Linked DNA regions of Homo sapiens: region 1 is linked to region 2. The links are chromatin loops, found by intact Hi-C in ENCODE. Cell type or tissue: PC-9. All regions are shown on one strand. Region 1 overlaps CCR2 (C-C motif chemokine receptor 2). Region 2 holds the start of LOC105377067 (a long non-coding RNA gene).

Region 1 (4,000 bases), 200 kb before region 2:
ATGTTGTGGCTGGTTGGATCTTTTCTCCAGACCACTCAAACTTTCTCCATATTAGCAATATGGCTGCTTTGTTTTCTCTTCATTTGCATGTTCCCTGGAGTAGAGCTTAAATATCCTTCAAGAACTTTTCCTGTGAAGTCGCAATTTGGCTAACTGGTGCAGAGGTGAGCTTTTGGCCTTGACTTTCAATATGTCCTCCTTACTAAGCTTAATCATTTCTAGATTTTGATTTAAAGTGAGAGACGTGGGACTTTTCCCTTCACTTGAACACTTAGAGGCCATTGTAGGGTTATTAATTGGCTTAATTTCAATATTATTGTGTCTTGGGCTGGGCACAGTGGCTCATGCCTGTAATCCCAGCCCTTTGGGAAGCTGAGGCAGGTGGATTGTTTGAGTCTAGGAGTTTAAGGCCAGCCTGGGCAACATGGCAAAACCCTGTCTCTCCTAAAAATACAAAAAAAAAATTAGCCGGGTGTGATGGTGCACACCTGTAGTCCCAGCTTGGGAGGCTGAAGTGGGAGAATCACCTGAGCCTGGGGAGGCAGAGGTTGCAGTGAGCTGAAATCACATCATTGCACTCCAGCCTGGGCAATCAGAGTGCGACTCTGCCTCAAAAAAAAAATATATATATATATATATATAATTGTTATAAATATATATATATATAATTGTTATATATACATTATTGTGTCTCAGGAACAGGCAGTCCATGGAGCAGTCAGAACACACACAACATTTATTGATTGTTTGCCATCTTACATGGGTGCACTTCATGGTGCCCCAAAACAACTACAATAGTGACATCAAAGATCACTGATCACAGATTACCATAACAGATATAGAAATAATGACAAAGTTTGAAATATTGGGAGAATTACCAAAATGTGACACAGAGATGTAAAACAAGCACATGCTGTTGGAAAAACAGCACCAATAGACTTGCTCGAGGCAGGGTTGCCACAAACCTTCAATTTGTAAACAACAACAACAACAACAAAAACAATATCTGTAAAGCACAATAAGACAAGGTATGTCTATATTTGCCCTTTTTCCTAACACTCCTCTCCCACTTCTCAATGCTAGTCCATGCCTAGAAGAGGGAGGTACAAGAATTCCCCACAAGGTAGACCACTAGGCACGTGCTGTGGAGGATGGAGCAGGAGGGGACATAGGGACAGAATGCACCCCCTCCTCTAGGCAGGGCCCTCCAGAATCCAGTCAACCCTAAGGCCCCATTGAAACAATGACTGGAGAGAAATGAAATAATTTCATATTGTGAGCTGATTACATTAGGATGTGTTATAAGGGATAGTATGAAATAAGATGTTAGTCCATGCCCTTACCCTTGCTTGCTGAGCTGCTGGGCCTGCAGAGCCTTTCAGGTGCTGGGAGGGAGAGGTTTTTCCCAGCATAACCCTCGGCTCACATCTCACTGTGGCTCCAGGCTGGGGCTGCCAAGGCCGGACCTTGCATTACAGGACTCTGTTTACACACACACACACACACACACACACACACACACACACACACACACAGAGTGCCGAAGTGGCAATGTCTGAAGAAATTTCCAGCCTCATTCCTCCCATGCCTGGAACCAATCTCTTCTCCTCAATTCATGCACTGTCTTCCAGAGGTCAGCTCACCAGCCCATACTCCTTCTGTCACAGTGTGGCCCCTCTGGGTGGCCCTTGGTGGTTTTTCCTGTGGGCTAATCTCACCTGAAGCCTTTTCAATTTGTCAGGGAAGTTTTCATAATGAGCAAAAACAAAAGAGGAAGGAAGGATGGGCTCTTGAAGGTTTACTTTCTGGAGGCTTCGGGGCCTCTTTGCAAAATGCTCCAACCTCCCCAGCTGCTGGGGATATCACAGATCAAGGGAGGTGGCATGGGGTGGGCTATGCCAAGACCCTTCCTTACCAAAAAGTCTTCAGACACTCATCCCTCAGAATGATGATGAGGGATCATCATCTTCCACCTGCTTAACTCGAACAGCCTACTCAAATGTCCCCAGAATAAACGAGACTTGAGGATTCCACTTTAGAAAGAGAGATGGTTGGCATTTTTTTTTTTTTTGAGATGGAGTCTGGCTCTGTTGCCCAGGCTGGAGTGCAGTGGCCCGATCTCGGCTCACTGCAAGCTCCGCCTCCTGGATTCATGCCATTCTCCTGCCTCAGCCTCCCGGATGGCTGGCAATTTTTAAATGGCAGTTTCTTTGGCAGCAATAAAATCCTGCTGTGGCTGTTATTCCTATGATGCAAGACTGTCATTGCATTAGTCACTCTGTCCTCCAGGCTCTCAGCACTTTTCACAGATGCCTCTGTTCCTGCTCTGCACAGCGCACTGTGACTGTGCACAGGACCTTCTCTACCCCTCCCACTCCACAGCTGGCCCTGGACTTGGAGGTGTAAAGGACACTGGCATTAACATCTGTCTTTCTGTTTCCAACCCAGTCTGGCATAGGTAGACCCTCCGGGATGCTTGTCATATTGAATTCCATGATTGAAAATAAATGGATAGTTTTCCAGATTCTATATATGAAGTCACTATATACCACATGTCTTAATCGGTTTTTGTGCTTCTTAACAAACAACCCCTAAAACTCAGTGGCTTATCACAGCAAACACAGACTTCTTGCTCATGTTATATGTGGCTGCAGCTCCCTGTGTCTTCTCATTCACCAGGGCGCACGGGCTGACGGGTGTGATCTGGAATGGGCCTTCCTGTGGCTGAGCAAGAGGCTCCGCTTGGATGAGGCAGATGTCACTTCTGCTCACATTCCAGCAGCAGAGCCAGTGGTGGAGGGCGTGGGGTGTGTGGCCTGTAGGGCGCACTGCAAGTCACACCACAAGGGCAGGTGTGTGTAATCACACAGGGGAAGAAGTGAAAAGTTGTGAACACAACACAATCTTCCACACCACAGTGTAAAAAAACAGCCAGTTGTTTTTAAATCTTTTATCAACATAGTTATAGCATTGATTTATTTTCCAAATCATAGTTGTTAAAAACAGTATTTACATTTCATCACCATCAACTTAACATTTTATGCATTCATTAGGATCATACAAATATATGAAGGTGAAAGTTCTGCTCTGTCCCCACTTCTTTCTGAAACCTTCTTTAGCCATGTGGCCTGAAAGTAGAGCCATAGTCCAGCTTGGGAGTCTAGTTCCCAAGTTGCCTGGTTCTAGAAGCCCAGTGTTTCTTGCTTGCATCAGATCAGAAACACACTGGGCAACATAAGAACATTCTTAACTTGGCTCGACTAAGAGGAAAGTCTTTGCTTACTTCAGGGAGCTTCTCCACCTTCCATTCTTTACCAATAGGGTTTAAAAGCTTTGATTAGAAGCCAACTTGATTTAGGAGTTCCCACTGGCAAAATAGGGAACAATATGAGCATCAAGGACATCTGCGAAGCACTGAAACACTCGAATGTGATTAAACGCATGACTTCATAATGATACAAAACAAAACACAAAAGGCTTTTGGCAGCAAGCCTGAGAGAATGGAGATCCAGCTGAGATGACAGCGATGGAGCGTATACTGTGATTCAAACGACATCATTACTTAGATGCTGCATGCACATAGGCTAATGTGCCCACAGATCACACACTTCCAACTCCTGCCAATCAACAACTATTGGGTTGACTCAGCAGTCTCCCAAACATACCACCTGCTCAAAATTCTTAAGCTCAAAGCTAGAATTATCTCTGTGACTAATACAGCATTTTCACGTTTGACATGATAGTAACTCAAACTAACTCTTTACCACATTTACAAGTTGCAGTTTTCAGCTTTAATTTTATTTTTACTATTTAAAAAAAGTCTGAACTCTATGCCTGTATTCAAAAATGAGGAACTGGAAGGTAGTTTGGAAAATACTGTTTTCCAACCCAGCTGGAGTCTCTCTCCTCTCAGCCTTCCTGCCTGGTAACGTAGACACCAAGATTCACACTGTGAATCACACATCTGTGAAGCCAGACGTGTGATTTCCAAAGCAGAGAT
Region 2 (4,000 bases):
TAAAAAAGAACAAGATTATGTCCTTTGTAGGAACATGGATGGAACTGGAGGCCCTTATCCTCAGCAAACTAATGCAGGCGCAGAAAACCAAATACCACATGTTCTCACTTAGAAGCGGGAGCTAAATAATGAGAACACATGGACAGAAAGAGAGGAACAACAGACACTGGAGCCTATTCATGGGAGGAAGGTGGGAGAAGGGAGAGGTTCAGAAAAAAAATCAAACTATCAGGTACTATCCTTAGTACCCGGGTGACAAAATAATCTGTACACCAAACCCCCAAGTCACAAGTTTACCTATATAACAAACCTACACATGTATCCCTGCACCTAAAATAAAAGTTAAAATATTTATTTTAAAATTGGAAGTTGGGGCCACGATGGCCGATTAGAAGCAGCTACAGGGTGTGGCACTCACGGAGATGGACAAAAGGGGTGAGTAAATTCAGCACCTTCAACTAAAACATCCAGGTGCTCACATTAGGACTGATCAGAGAAACTGTTCAACCCACGGAGAATGTAGAAAAGCAGGGCAGGATGTCAGCCCACCCAGGAGCAACACAGACCCAAGGGAACCCCCACTCCCAGCCAAGAGAAGCCGTGAGTGAATGTGTGACCCAGGGAAACCATGCTTCTCCCACAGATTTTTGCAACCCTCAGATCAGGAGATCCCCCTCATGAACCCACTCCACCAGGGCCTTGGGTCTGACACACAGAGCTGTGTGGAGTCACAGCAGAGCAGCTGCTTAGGCATGCACAGAGGCCCAGGAGCTTTACATAATCTACTCTGGGATCTTTGGCAAACATGACTACAACTTAAGCAAGACAAGAGGTCCATACATACCCTTAGGAAGAGGGCTGAATCCAGGAAGCAGAGCAGCGTCAGTCTGTGGGCCCCACTTCCAAGGGACCTCACAGGATAAGATCAACTGGCTTGGAATTCCAGCCAGCCACCAGCAACAGGGTAGCACCTACTTGAGACAGGGTAGAGCTCCTGGGGGAGGGATGGGCTGCCACCTTTTTTGTTTGGATGACTCAGCCGTTCCAGCCTGTGGGCTTTGGAGGGTCCAAATGAACCAGACAAGAAAGGGATTCGCCCAGCACAACACAGCTGCTTTACCAAAATGTGGGCAGACTCCTTCTTTAAGTGGGACCCTGATCCACTCCTGCTCACTGGGCTGGACTTCCCATCCGGGGCCTCCAGCCACCCTCACCCATATTCTAAAGAGTTCTGATTTCTCCCTGGGACAGAGTGCCTGCGGGGAGGGGCAGGCCACCACCTGTGTTGTTTGGATGACTCAGCCATTCCAACCTGTGGGCTTTGGAGAGTACAAACTGACCAGACAAGAAAGGGATCTCCCAGCATACCACAGCTGGTTTACCAAATTGTGGCCAGACTGCTTCTTTAAGCGGGACCCTGATCCATTCCTCCTCACTGGGCAGGACCTCCCATCCAGGACCTTCAGCCACCCCAACTCATATCCTATGGCTGACAGAGTTCAAATTTCTCCCTAGGACAGAGTGACCACTAGGAGGGGCAGGCTGCCACCTTTGCTGTTTGGGTCACTCGGGTATTCCAGCCTGTGAGCTTTGGAGAGTCCAAACAGACTGGGGAGGAGGCAACACCCCAGCACAGTATGGCTGCTTTGCCAAGGCATGACCAGACTGCTTCTTTAAATGGAACCCTGACCCATTCCTCCTTGCTGGGCAGGACCTCCCAGCCAGGGTCTCTGGTCACCCCTACCAGTGTTCTATGGCTGACAATTTTCTGTTGTCTTCCTGGGACAGAGAGCTCAGCAGCAGGGGCTGGGGGTAGGGGGTTGAGGGCTACCACCTTTCCTGTTTGGGCATCTCAGCCTTGGAGAGCCCAAACTGATTGCACACTGAAGGGATTCCCCCAACAAAGTATAGCTGCTCTACCAAAACACAGCCAGACTACTTCTTTAAGCAGTTCCCTGATCCTGTTCCTCCTGACTGGGTAAGGCCTCCCAACTGGGGTCTGCAGCCACCTCCTACAGATCCATACCCCCCTGGGATGTAGCTCCCAGAGAAAGGGGCAGGCTGCCATTTTTGCTGTTTTGCAGCCTTCACTGGTGATACCTCTAGGTGCTGGAAAATCCAGAGTGACTAGGGTCCGGAGCAGATTCAGAACAAATTACAGCTGCCCTATGGAAAAGTGGCCAGACTGTTAAAAGAAAAATGAACAAACAAACAGAAACAAAAAACCCCACAGAAACTCTATCCAAAGGTCAGCAACTTCAAAGATCCAAGGTAGATAAGCCCACAAAGATGAGAAAGAATCAGGACAAAAACACTGAAAACTAAAAAAGCCAGAGGACCCTCTTTCCTCCAAATGACCACAGTACTTCTCCAACAAGGATTTGGAACTGGGCTGAGGACGACATTGCTGAAATGACAGAAGTAGGCTTCAGAATGTGGATAAAAACAAACTTCACTGAGCTAAAGAAGCACGTTGTAACCCCATGTAAGGAAGCTAAAAATCATGGTAAAACAATACAGGAGCTGACAGCCAAGATAACCAGTATAGAGAGGAACATAACAAACCTGGTAGAGCTGAAAAACATACTACAAGAACTTCACAATGCAATCACAAGTATTAAAAGCAGATTAGGCCAAGCAGAGGAAAGAATCTCAGAGCCTGAAGACTGACTTTCTGAAATAAGACAGCCAGGCAAGAATAGAGAAAAAAAGAGTGAAAAGGAATGAACAAAATCTCCAATAAATATGGGATTATGTAAAAAGAGACCGAATCTATGGTTGATTGAGATACCTGAAAGAGACAGAGAGAATGAAACTAATTTGGGAAACATATTTCAGGATATCATCCAGGGGAATTTCCCCAACCTAGATAGACAGGCCAACATTCAAATTCAGGAAACGCAGAGAACTCCATCTCCACAAGAAGATTATCCCCAAGACACAATCATAAAATTCTCCAAGGTCAAAATGAAAAAAAAAAAAAAAAAAAAAAAAAATGTTAAGGGCAGCCAGAGAGAAATGCCAGATCACCTACAAAGGGAAGCCCATCAGACTAACAGCAAACCTCTCAGTGGAAACCCTGTAAGCCAGAAGAGATTGGAGGCCAATATTCAACATTCTTAAAGAAAAGAAATTCCAACCCAGAATTTCATATGTGGCCAAACTAAGCTTCATAAGCAAAAGAGAAATAAGATTCTTTTCAGACAAGCAAATGCTGAGAGAATTCATTACCACCAGACCTGCCTTAAAAGAGCTCCTGAAGGAAGCACTAAACATGGAAAGGAAAAATTGTTACCAGCCACTGCAAAAACACACTGAAATACACAGACAGGTGACACTAGGAAGCAACCACATAAACCAGTCTGCAAAATAACCAGCTAGCATTATGATGACAGGATCAAATTCACATTTAACAATATTATCTTTAACCTTAAATGTAAATGGGCTAAATGCCCCAATTAAAAGACACAGAGTGGCGAACTGGATAAGGAATTGGTATGCTGTCTTTAAGAGACCCATCTCACATGCAAAGACATACATAGGCTCAGAATAAAGGGATGGAGAAAAATTTACCAAGCAAATGGAAAACACAAAAAGCCAGGGCTGAAGTCTAGTTTTTGACAAATTGACTTTAAACTAACAAAGATTTAAAAAGACAAAGAAGGGTATTACATAATGGTAAAGGGTTCAATTCAACAAAAACAGCTAACTGTCCTAAATAGATATGTACCCAACACAGGAGCACTCAGATTCATAAAGCAAGTTCTTAGAGACCTTGAAAGAGACTTAGATTCCCACACAATAACTGTGGGACACTTTAACACCCCACTGACAATATTAGACAGATCATTGAGACAGAAAATTAACAAAAGATATTCAGTACCTGAACTCAGCTATGGATCAAATGGACGTGATAAATATCTACAGAACCCTCCACCAAAAAACAACAGAATATATTATTGTCTCATCTCCACATGGCACTTACTCTAAAATTGATCAA

Evidence for each region. A loop is a pair of places that touch in the nucleus more often than their neighbours do. Peaks named below come from ENCODE experiments on the same cell type or tissue, not always from the same donor. Only the 100,000 strongest peaks of a DNase experiment are listed, where the experiment ranks them.
Region 1: a loop joins it to region 2, with 9 times the contacts of the local background. A loop is called at or near these places in 3 of 110 quality-filtered maps.

The regions. Positions count from the first base shown.
Region 1 is chr3:46,359,876-46,363,875 of GRCh38, reverse strand. CCR2 (C-C motif chemokine receptor 2) reads right to left here. Exons shown (of 2, transcript NM_001123396.4): 2 at 2,936-4,000. Among named protein-coding and RNA genes, the nearest start is that of CCR2, 7.8 kb to the right of the region's middle. In PC-9, no CTCF peak of the experiment used is centred here; a DNase peak (open chromatin) is centred at 2,285; H3K27ac peaks cover 909 bases.
Region 2 is chr3:46,160,707-46,164,706 of GRCh38, reverse strand. LOC105377067 (a long non-coding RNA gene) reads right to left here and starts at 1,233. Exons shown (of 2, transcript XR_940805.3): 1 at 845-1,233. In PC-9, a CTCF peak has its summit at 1,520 (motif pointing right); DNase peaks (open chromatin) are centred at 876 and 1,316; H3K4me3 peaks cover 2,509 bases; H3K27ac peaks cover 2,922 bases.